Regions from separate parts of the Homo sapiens genome. Here regions 1 and 3 are each linked to region 2. Evidence: chromatin loops called from intact Hi-C (ENCODE). Cell type or tissue: IMR-90. All regions are shown on one strand.

The links. Peaks named below come from ENCODE experiments on the same cell type or tissue, not always from the same donor. Only the 100,000 strongest peaks of a DNase experiment are listed, where the experiment ranks them.
Region 1: it touches region 2 in a loop (2.2-fold over the local background); 3 of 110 quality-filtered maps call a loop at or near these places.
Region 3: it touches region 2 in a loop (1.9-fold over the local background); 6 of 110 quality-filtered maps call a loop at or near these places.

Annotation. Positions count from the first base shown.
Region 1 is chr3:115,435,343-115,439,342 of GRCh38, reverse strand. LOC105374051 (a long non-coding RNA gene) reads right to left here and starts at 1,729. Exons shown (of 3, transcript XR_924352.3): 1 at 1,605-1,729; 2 at 1,385-1,469; 3 at 726-1,224. In IMR-90, a CTCF peak has its summit at 2,333; a DNase peak (open chromatin) is centred at 2,452.
Region 2 is chr3:115,782,364-115,786,363 of GRCh38, reverse strand. No RefSeq gene overlaps it. Among named protein-coding and RNA genes, the nearest start is that of SNORD155, 120 kb to the left of the region's middle. RefSeq lists enhancers at 1,110-1,788, 1,820-2,320 and a silencer at 2,030-2,079. In IMR-90, CTCF peaks have their summits at 1,689 (motif pointing right) and 2,264 (motif pointing right); DNase peaks (open chromatin) are centred at 1,003, 1,813 and 2,253; H3K4me3 peaks cover 1,448 bases; H3K27ac peaks cover 1,442 bases.
Region 3 is chr3:115,516,793-115,520,792 of GRCh38, reverse strand. No RefSeq gene overlaps it. Among named protein-coding and RNA genes, the nearest start is that of GAP43, 100 kb to the left of the region's middle. RefSeq lists an enhancer at 1,772-2,325. In IMR-90, no CTCF peak of the experiment used is centred here; a DNase peak (open chromatin) is centred at 2,142.

The sequences.
Region 1 (4,000 bases), 350 kb after region 2:
TCTGTCTCTCACTTGGCCTCCACTTCTTTGCCCATCCATTTCAACCTCCTCTCCAAGCCACTTGCATTTGTTGGACCTGAGTTTACATTACAGTCTCTGCTTTCATTGCCTAGGCTCAACCTCATGCATGGTTAACTACATAGTCTCTTTCAACTCTTCTTCCACTGCTAACTCTGCCATTTTCACATTTCCTAAATCAAATTCTCAAGAAAAGGAAGAGAGAGAATCTGATTATTCCAACTACAAAGAGAGTGGTTATTAAAGGTTAAGTGTGAAAGGTCATAACATAGGTTATTGGCCACCCACAAAGGCTGTGGTTGAAGTAGAGGAAGGAGGACAGCTAAAATGTGACACCCATAGTCAAAAGCTACTGTTTAACCTTTCGGCACATCAGCACCTTGACATGCCTGCATTCTTGGTTCTGCAACGTTTTAAGGGAACTTTTCTCATCTCCAGCCTATCTTTCCCTCTATCCTTGTACCTACTTCTTTTCCCACCTACTCTTATGTATCAATCTTCCAAGGGTTACATCCTGGTTTTATTGTCTTTTAGAGACTCCTGGGGAGAATTCTGTGTAATCAAAAGAAGTCACTGGATTAGGTAAAGCTCAGGAGGATGGACGAGGATACTCCTAGTAGTTAGCATGTTCAAAAGCCTGGAAGCAGGGAGAGTTTTCCTTCTACCTTAGGAGAAGTCTTTTTAGAAAACAAACTCTGAGGCAGATATTTGCATGCAGCTGGTTTATTAGGAAGTTCCAGAACAACACCTATAAAGGAATGAGAGAAGCAGGACTGGGTAAAGACAGAAATTGACACAGACCTATGAGGTCTCTTTAGCTCAGACCTATGCGAGGTCTGGAGCTGGGATATCCCTTCAGATTTGTCCACATCAAAACAAGAAGGCTTGACCTGTGTAGTCCTGCATCAACAAGTCAATGGATTGAACTATTCCTGGAAATAGGTGTAGACTTGGACAAGTTAGGTCCCTTCAACCAAGGATAATTTCCAGTGACTGCATTAGCTATAGACTGCCAGCAGCCAACAATTTCATAGCTGGGGGATAAATGCATTAGTTCTGAAGAGGAAATCTGAGTAGTATACCAGAGCATCCAATCCAGTATAGGCCAATCCTTGCATCCCTTGGATTCACGTGATTCACACGGTAAATTTATTCCATCTGGGAAGAACTCCTTCAAGTTTCTGGTTGGTCTCTTTTTCTGGGAAACTTTACAAAAGAAAGATGAGTAGCATGAACTATATATATAGCTTTTGCCAATATAGCTGGTTTTACAGCTGAAACTGAAACTCATTTTCTCCCTCCTCTGCAACCTATTCCAGATTGTTTTGACCCTAATTTAGCACCTCTGATGATCTAGATGGCTTACCTGGTGGGGTTACCCAGACAGTCATCCCTGAGTGCCTAGGCTTCTGGTAACCACACCATACTGTGGCTGCTGTACTTGTCCATTTCTTGAAAAAATCAGGAAAGTATCAAGACATGATCCAGTAGATAACCTGACAACCAAACTTATGCTTTCCAGACCCCACTGAGTACCCCTAGGAGGCCATTAGGAGGATGGCCTCCTAATGGCCGGAATCAATTACCTCTACCAACATTGTTTTCTTTTATTGCTTACTGGACTCTTGACATGAAGAAACTTAAATGACCCTACAGTAGCCATAGTTTAAAGTTTAATGGGACTCTTACTGGGCCCCCTGGTAAAACAATTTCCACTTTAGAATCCAGAACCTAGTTTAGAATCCACAGAACCAAAACATGCATTATTGAGGAAACATTTCTCAACTGAGTCATTCACTGGTAGTGATGATAAGTAGAGCCATCCTGGACCCACTGGAGAATAGAACTGTAAAAGGGTCTTTGATTTAGGGTATATATTACATCCTGAAAGATAATGCCTCATCTGTGCAAGGTATCATCTGCAAGCCAGTATCTAAGCTGCTCCTTCAAAAGTCAATTCCATTATCTTTCAGACCTGCAACTTCAGAGTGGTGCAGAATGTAACAGAACCAATAGATACATGGTTATGTGTACACTCCTACAACATTGTTGTTTGGTCTGAGGCTATGTTACACCATATATGGTGTGGGTAGATATTCCGTTCTTCTGATGGTGCTAGCTGAGGCCTTGTGGTAGGAAAAGGAAACTCATACCACAATATGTGACTTTTCCAGTCGAGATGAATCACTACCTTTTCCAGGATAGAAAGGTTCCAGTGTAATCAACTTGCCACTGAGCGGCTGGTTGGTTTCCCTGAGGGATTTTGCTGTACCAGAGACTCAGTAATGATCTCTTTTGCTAGCAATTTGGGGAATCAGCAGCTAGATGGAGTTGGAGAACAATACCTAAATCAGCCTTGGTTAGTGAGGACAAATGCCACTGAGCCCATCCCTCAGCAATGATCAGTTTCTTCATGCATCCATCAGGCCAGCATTGGGCAATGAAATGCTGATGACATCAACTGGCTGAGTCATGCTGTCTACACGGCTGTTTAATGCCTCATTCTTGGTGAATGTTTCCTTGCGGGCAGTGCCATGAGATGCAAAGATATTCAAACTTCCAATCTACAGCCACAGGCAGAGGCACATGCCTCTTTCCCAGATCTTTTTTTCTATGATCTTTCTATCGCTCTTCTTCCAAGCCCCCATCCAATCAGCCAAACGAGAGGTTACTTCCTGTAAGTTCCTATTTATTCTTACCTCCAGCCATAAAAATGGCTGTGACCATCTGATCCTCTAAACATTGAGAGTGTTACTCCTCATTGCTGTCTCTCAGGGACACCATCAGAAGGTTTACAGAAATATTATGGAATATCTACTCACACCAAAGGTGGAACTGTAGAGTAGCAACAGTGCTTTCTCAGCTTGGACCCCCATAGAGAGCCAACCCATTCATGACCCAGGTGTAACTTTTTCTTCCTTTGTCAGTCAGTCAAAAGGGATGCCTACGTGGCTATAGGGAAAGGCAACAGTATAACGGTGAGCTTAGGGAAAGGTGACAGTATAACAGGGGTGAGCTTAGGGAAAGGTGACAGTATAACAGGGGTGAGCTTAGGGAAAGGTGATAGCATAACAATGGTAGGTTATTTGGAGGTCCGTGCCCTCTGAAACTTAACTTCTGCCTTTTGTCTCTGCCAATTCCCAATTCCAGATATATCACTTCGATCTTACAGTGGATTGCTATTGGTTTAGCTCAACCTTATGATTTGATGGAGGTTGGAAATACCTAAGTTAGGATGGGCAGTTCTGGCTGCATGGTCAGTTGAGCTCTCATATTTTCCATCTACCAAGTTCCGGTGGCAAATCACGTAGCAGAGCTCTTTTTTGCTTGAAGTCTCAAATGAAGTTGGTAATCTTTTGTGTCACTTGGCGAATGAGTTGAAACAGTATTTCCAAGTATGAAATATGCTGTCCCTAGAACCCAAAGAAGCCTTTAAAAAGCTGTGCTTCTTTCTTAGGGGTGCACAATATGAGAGGCATTAGACTGTCCTTTTCTTTCAAAAAGCTGTTCTGGCATGTCCCAAATGGCTATATTCCTAAAAACGGATATGTCAGGTCCTTGAATCTTCATTAGATGCATCTTCTGTTCTTTGGAGTACATGTATGTGTCTTACCAAAACCTCCAATGCACTTGCCATTTCTTCCTCATCCAGTCCAATTAACATGATGTCATTGAGACAGTGGACCAAGATAATGTTCTACAGGAAAAAGAGCCTTAGTTAACATAGCACAGGGCAAAACCATTATATGCTGCCCTTCCCATATGAACACACACTGCTTCTGATTCTTCTTTCTGAAAAGGATGGAAATGAAAACACATTTTTCAGATCAATGACCACATATCATGGATATGAGGCTGTGTTAATGTCTTCTAGTGAAGGCACCTCAGCACAGCAGTTGTAATTAGGGATACTACCCCCTTAGTATCTGCAAAAGTCTGTTTTTTTATTGTTTGTTTGTTTTGTAGAATCTAGACTGGTGAT
Region 2 (4,000 bases):
GCATTGTTTTGCCTTTGCTTCAGGGAGCATCCTCTGAGTTTGCAAAGCATGTTCACTTATATTATCTCTGTTGAACTTCAGAACAACTGATTGCGGCAAAAATATTATAACTCTCCCCCTCTCACATAACCATGTCAGAGAAAGGTTTTGTATTTGGAAGTCCCAAAGCATTTTTCTCTTCTTGTTGTTTATGTGCATCATAATCCATTTACTAAAATTATGAAAGAATGGTTTATCTCCAAACTGAATTCCTATCCTCAATAATCCCTGGGCACGCCTCAGTATGAAGGTCAAACACGAAGGATGGCCACTCTCCTCAGAGCTCCCTCTGAATGAATTAAGCAATGCTGACCCACAAGATGTCCATCCTCTCTATGCAATCACACAGATAGGCAACCACCTCTCAGTATGCCAAAATAAGCTGTACTGACCAAAATATTTTCATGAAACCATTTGTTACGGTAAATGAGTTTGGGCATTACTGCCCACGCCCATATGCAATGATTTATCTTCTGCCAAAACAATTTTTATCATCCTGTCCAGACTTTCTAAATGTGGCCCCCCACACACATACTTGTGTGGGGGGTAATGTTGGCAAAATAGTAACCAAGAATGGGGTATAGAAAATCCCTTTTAACCTTTTTGCCACCATAACAAGCTATAGCCTAACACAGATCCTGCAAAAACTCTCTCTTTCTTTTGTTCTTCTAGGGAAAATGAAAGGATTAGGTCAAGAGTTACAGATGTGATCCAGAAGAACCTTTTTTTGTGGCTATTTGTGGCTGTTGGGGCTTTGTTTTGCTTGTTTGTTGATGAGTAGGTGGCAGAAGCCTTTTCAAGAGTGTTTGTCACGTACATTTGGATTCTGAGCAGCTACTGGTCTATTTCCCAAAGGACAAGTGAGCCCACAGAGGTCAGTGGAGAGAGGGAGAGAGTGTGTGTGTGCATGCTCATGAAACGTGGATCAGAATAACAAAAGCAGATGTAGCTGATGGCAGAGGGGCAAGGCTGGAGTTAATAAACCAGCACGCACAGAGGGTTCTGTCAGATGCAGGGAATGCATGACATAATTGTTTCTGCCTCTAATGATCTCAGTGATGTGGGAGACATGAGAATATTAAAACAAGACAGAAAAACGGAAACTCATTTCTAGCAGCTGCCAAACAAAATGGGACGTAAAGCAGGAGAGAGGTATATTGAAATGTTCACAAGGTTCACTTCACCAAAATGAAACTTTACCTCTCACGGATGTCAAATCCTCACCTCTCTCTCATGCAGAAGTCCCCTCCCATTTCCCATCAAACTGTTGCTCCCTGCATTCTTTCTGCATCCTTCCCTGTCACTCTCTTCCCTCGTCACTGTCACTTTGCCTCTCTTGCTTTTTAATCTCTTTCATTTTTCCCCTTCCTTCCTCCCTTCTCCATTATCCTGTCACCACAAACATGCTCTTACAGTTGTTCTCCCCCCTTCCCTCTCTCTCTCTCACACGCGTACACGCACACAAGAACATACACGCACAGACCACACCCCTTCTCATTCATTAGTAATCAACCTGGGAGCCACATCTCCTAATCCCAGCAGTTGAATGGAGCTGTAAAAATGCTCCCTTTGAAAAACACCCAGAAGTGACGCTCCCCGGGCTGCAGGTGGGCGGTGGTGTCGGCGCTGCTGCGATGCTTGCTCCTGCCACGAGGGGGCAGCAGTGCGCGCCGAACGCCGCGCTGCCCGTCGGCGCAGGGAAGGCGGCGCGGACGGCTGCTCACCCGGTGTCACCCGTCACCGCGGCTGACAGCCTGCGTCAGGATTCCGCCCGCGTCCCAGGCGAGCACGGAGGGGCGCAGAGAATAAGCAAACGATTTCTGATGAGTGCGGGCGGGGTGAATTCCGCCTCGGGCTAGTACAGATAGATCTTTTCCAGAAACAAAGGAGTGAGTCAGGCCGCCTGTGAGTCGAGAAGGGAGAGAGGCAGGGCTGGGCGCGACCGCTCGGCCCGGCCGCCTAGCTTCTCCCCGCCCGCCTACCTGCGCCCTCCCTCCTGCCCTGCGGCCCGCGCACCCCCCGCCCACCCGCTCGCGCTGCTGCGGGGCTCCTTCCCCAGGCAGCTGCAGGCGCCGCCCGGTCGGGAGGAAGCTAGAAGGCGGTGTTGCTTGGCCACCTGGGGGCGGGGATGGAGCCGGCCTGCAGAGAGGGAGCGCGGGTGTGTTGGGGGCAGGGTGGGTTTGCAGCCTTTCCTAGGGGTGCGGCTTCCAGCAGTGACGGCAGGGTGAACTCGGCGGCAGGGGGCGGCAACGCTTCTGTCAACCGGCAGCCTCCGCGTGGCTGGGTACTAGAGCTCTGCACATGTTTGTCATAGGTCAGCTCCCCCGACACGCGCGCGCACACGGGGTCCTGGGGTCTTGTTGCGATTCCGCCCCCTTTTACTCCAAAAGAGAGGTAACAGCGTCAACAAGCAGAATAATAAAAAGCGTTTATCGAGTGCTACGCGCAAGGCAGGCTCTGTTTTTACAGTAAATCTATTATTAATTTTAATAAAATGATAGTAAATAATAACAATATGCCCAAATGATGCTGATTGATAACTATCTTATTTCCTTCGTTTTAAGTTGAGAGGATGCAGAAGTATTTTTTTTTCTTTTTCAAGAAGATAGCTAGGTCTGGTTCTCCCTATTTCCAGAGGAGCAAGATGCCTTTATATTTACTCGTGTTGGAAAAACTAGGGTTATAACTACTGTTGGACAGGATTCAGCCTCCGGGCTGTTTTCCCTCCGTGCATTTTTTTTGTTTTCTTTTGAGACGGCGTTTCGCTCTTGTTGCCCAGGCTGGAGTGCAATGGCGCAATCTAGGCTCACTGCAACCTCTGCTTCCCAGGTTCAAGCGATTCTGCTGCCTCAGCCTCCTGAGTAGCTGGTACTACAGGCGTGCGCCACCACGCCCGGGAAATTTTTGTATTTTTAGTAGAGACGGAGTTTCACCATGTTGACCAGGCTAGTCTCGAACTCCTGACCTCAGGTGATCCGCCTGCCTCGGCTTCCCAAAGTGCTGGGATTACAGGTGTGAGTCACCGTGCCCGCTCCGTGCATATTTTTTAAGTGGGAATTTTCATGTAACTGTCCCAATTTACAGCATCCCTTGAACAAGAGAACATCTAGAGACTTGACCTAAATGGTAACCCCATTGGTGGGAGTTGAGGAGCTGTTACTGCCATTAGAAGGGGCAAGTGGCTCTCCAGTTTGCCACAGTACCCACCTTGCCCTAATACGGACTGTTATTACTTGAAGCTGCACCCCTGGGGGAGGGCTACAAGTCAACCCTTTCTTCCCTAACACACACACACACACACACACACACTCACTCTCTCACACAATCTGTCTCTCAATCTCTCCTTTATTTATAAAAGTAAATATTAGACCATAAGTTTCACGAGAGAAGGAATTGTGTCTTATATTTCTTTTGAATCCCTCATAGAAATTCACTGATCTGGACATATTGTAGATACCGCTAAGAACTGCTGAATGGAAATCTGTTGAATAAAATGAGCAATGGAACATTATTTAAACTGTCAGGCTACCACAGATATTGCATCCATTATTTTTAAGGACTATAAAAACATTCATACAAGGCACAACAATTTCTGCTACACGTGCATGCATAAACAGAATTTGATGTTGAAAGCAAAAAAATGTACAACAAAATTAATGTATATGTACTTAATTATAAAAATAAACATTTTTGTTCCTTAGTAATCAGACACAGTAATAGTCTGAGAAATACTAAAGAATGATAGAACTACTCTTTTGTAAGCATTTCAATCTATAGCAAGTTTTGAGCCTGCTATAGAGGTAAAAGAGATATGATGTGATAAAAATGTAAATCAAAATCATAGTGAAAAATAAACTAATATTCTTTTATACTGTATGGAAACTCTAGCTATGCGATACTACATTGCATATGTATCAGTTATAGTTCTATTAGGGAAGTAGAACCATTGTGAGTGATATAA
Region 3 (4,000 bases), 270 kb after region 2:
TGCTGCAGAGGTTGTAGATCAGGGTTCTATTGTCATATGTGATCTGGCCATTGTTTATTTGTATATGGCCTCTCACCTCTCCTCCACATTATCTCTCACACAAATGTACTAAAACCCAGTTTTAGGCCAGAGGTTGTATTTTTTCTTCACCTTCCACTACTTACTGTTTCTACCTCCTCCCTATTTCTTGCCACCAGTGTTTGACATGCAATCCCCCCAGCCTGGCTAGTCGGGTACCTTCATCTGACTATGTAAACACAATCCTCACATCATGGGCAGCTTACGCTTCATTTCTGTCATTAAGTTTCCTTGGGCAACATTTGCTTCAAGAAATTTTACTTTTCTTTAAACTCCTGCTTCATTTAGAATTTGTGCCACATCATTAAGCACTTGATTATAACATGTTTTTAACTGATTTTCATTAATTTGTATATGTTAATCTTATCTTCCCAACAAAATGATAAATTTGAAGCCTAGTATTACAGCATATGCTTTCTCTTATATTTCACAATAGTTTGCAGGGCTAAGTTCATGAAGTAAATGCTCAGTAGATAGTTGCTAATTGAATATTTTCTATACATAGTATTCAATTGAAGGGATAAAATAGAACTGACTCATAATTGTATCCACCACCATTCTGGGTAGTGATTTTACCTCTATTCATCCCAATTTTCTTTTTTAAAAATTGTATTTATTATTTTTTTAGATGGAGTCCTGCTCTGTCACCCAGGCTGGAGTGCAGTAGCATGATATCAGCTGACTGTAACCTCCGCCTCCTCGGTTGAAGTGATTCTCCTGCCTCGGCCTCACGAGTAGCTGAGATTACAGGTACCCACCACCACTCCTGGCTAATTTTTTTTTTTTTAGTTTTTTTAGTAGACATGGGTGTTTCACCCTGTTGGCCATGATGGTCTGGAACTCCTAATCTTAGGTGATCCACCCGCCTTGGCCTCCCAAAGTGTTGGGATTACAGGCTGAGCCACTGCACCCAGCCCTAATTTTCTTGAAATTGGAAGATTTTGCACATTAAAATTTCAGAACCCAAAAGGGTTTCTTTCACACCCAGTGAAAAGGAGGAAGGATTCCAGTGATTCTTTTTCAAATTTTAAACCCTGTATAGCAACAGCAAACCTTCTGAACATTCATGAGATGTATATTGGGTTTTCCAACAGAAAGAACATGGGGTCCTAGGGGTCAGAAGAAAATATGAAGGGTCAAATGGCTCCCTGAACATCCCTGGGAGCATCAGAGCAGTGGTGGAAGAAATGGGAATTCAGATGAAGAGCTATATAAACTGGACAGTTTCCTAATAAGAATTCACATGTTTTCTGAGAGGGCTTCACATAAATTAAGAATAGCAACTGGAATAGAATCAAAGAGAAGTTGTGAATATCTTTTCATCCAAAACCAAAACAAAGATATATATGGCACATATCTTAGTGTGTGAACAATCCAGTTATGTGTCTACATACGGGAGACTATTCATTGATGCAGCTTTATCTAGATGGGAGAGAACTAGTGATGTACTGGAGCAACTCATACCAGCCCATAGAAGCTAATTGTTCAGTTTTCAAAAGTTTTGCTAATTGTTAAAGCATTGGCAGCTTGAAATCAGCCATGTTGAGAATACTTACACCAGGAAAATTAGCAAACTCTACAACACAGTGCTTTTCATTTCAAAGCACACTAATGGCAGAAGAGTGGGATTACCTATCTCTCCTTCCATAGAGCACCATCAGGGAAGAGGGGGTGATGACCTGTCAAATTCTGTATCTTCCAATTTTCATAAAGAGTTCTTTAGAGTCAGAAGTATATGATATTAGAGTTGTATAAGACTTTAGAGGAACTAAAGTCCAGAAACAAGAAGTACCTTGCCCAAGGTATGTATCTTACCTGATCACATAGGAAGTCTGAAGAAACACCCAGATTTTCTTACCCTCACCCATTACTTTCAGGAAATGTAGTGTCTGATTATTCACAATGCTATACTCTCTTCCCTCCTTCCCCTCACATCAAGGAAAGCTCCTGCTGTTAAGGCCAGATCACTCTCTTTTGTCAGAGCCCAGCTCATAAAATGCTATTAAGTAAATTACTGATGACCTAATTCCCAGCTGCAGGACACATTCCATTAGAGGCAGGCTGCCTGCCAAGAAGTGTCAGCGATGACTGGATGGCAGGAGTGATTGAAACCATCCTGCCAGGGATGGCTGGGCCTCTGAGAGTGCAGTTCATGGTAGGGAGGAGGTGCTCCTATTCCCCAACATGAGTCCTGTGTCTTTTTCTGGGAACTGAATTCATCAGCCTCAAAAAGAACTTTCTCAAACTAACAAGGGTCACCACTGCAGAAACAACTGGAGGTAATACCTCCTCTATTACAGATGTCTAGAATAACAAGCAAATTTAACCACTATCATCTACGGCACAAACTTGCAAAAGCTGTCCACACCATTTTTTCTTTCTTGCTTGCTTTAATTGTCAGGCTGCCCATTCCTCCCACTTCTGTTCTATTTTCTTAAAGCACAACGAGTTCCTAGTTGACAGTATGGTGGAGAAGAGTAGAAACAGCATGGTCTATTTATTTTATTTTTAATTCACCTAGTATTCACAAATAAGAAACGGGTATTTGTAGAAAAAATATATCATATATAAAAAGTAGATAAGTCCCAGGCAGGCCATTTTTTAGCTGATATTTACTTATTGCAGATTCATACAAGGGTTAAATTAGATAAAACACTTTGCGTGCTGCTAATAAACAATATAAATGTAAAAATACAATTCTGTTAGACGTTAAAGTACAAATGGAATAGTATTTACATTTCAAAGGAACTTTGGGTTCAGTCAGCCTTTATAGGTATAAGAAATGATGTAACAGAACTATCACTGGACTAGCAGTAAGGAAACCTGGGCTCCAACCTTGCCTTTATCACAGTCTCTAAATGACTGTGATATTAGAAAAGTCACTCATTTCCTCCTGGCTCTTGCTTTCTCATCTGTGAAATGAAAAGGTTTCCATTTCAAATTAAAATGAGAGTAAACCAGAGGATCAATATGGTTTGGAACTGGGTCTGCACCCAAATCTCATGTCAAATTACAGTTCTCAGTGTTGCAGGTGGGGCCTTGTGGGAAGTGACTGGATCATGGGAGGGGATTTCCCCCTTGGTACTGTGTTGTGATAGTGAGTGTGTTCTCGTGAGATCTGGTTGTTTGAAAGTGTGTAGCACCTCCCCCCGACCTTGCTGTCTTCCTCCTTCTCCAGCCATATTAATAGGCTCACTCCCCCTTTGCCTTCCACCATGATTGTAAGCTTCCTGAGGCCTCCTCAGAAGCAGAAGCTGCTATGCTTCCCGTACAGCCTGTGGAACTCTGAGCCAATTAAACCTCTTCTCTTTATAAATCACCCAGTCTTAAGTATTTCTTTATAGCAGCATATCCATATGCTGATAGTGATATGGATAATGAAGTCCAGGCTAAGGAGGTCTCAGATGGAAATGAGAAACTTATTGGGAACTGGAGTAAAGATCACTTTTGATGTGCTTTAGCAAATAGCCTGGTTGCATTTTCCCCTTGCCCTAGGGATCTGTGGAACTTTGCACTTGAGAGTGATGATTTAGGGTATGTGGCAGAAGAAATTTCTAAGCAGCAAAGTGTTCGAGATGTGACCTGGCTAACAACCGATGCTTATATGTGTGAGCTAATAAGTGACCTAAAGTTGAAACTTACATTAAAAGGGAAGCAGAGCATAAAAGTTCAGAAAATTTGGAGCCTAGCCATGTGGTAGAAAAGAAAAGCCCATTTTCAGGGGAGGAATTTCCAGCAAGTTGCAGAAATTTGCATAAGTAAAATGGAACCAAGAACTAATAGCTAAGACTATGGGAAAAAGGCCACAAAGACATTTCGGAGACCTTCACAGCAGCCCCTCCTATAACATGCTCAGAGGCCTGGGAAGGAAGAATGGTTTCATAGGCCAGGCCCAGGGCCCTGTTGGCCTAGAAAGCCTCAG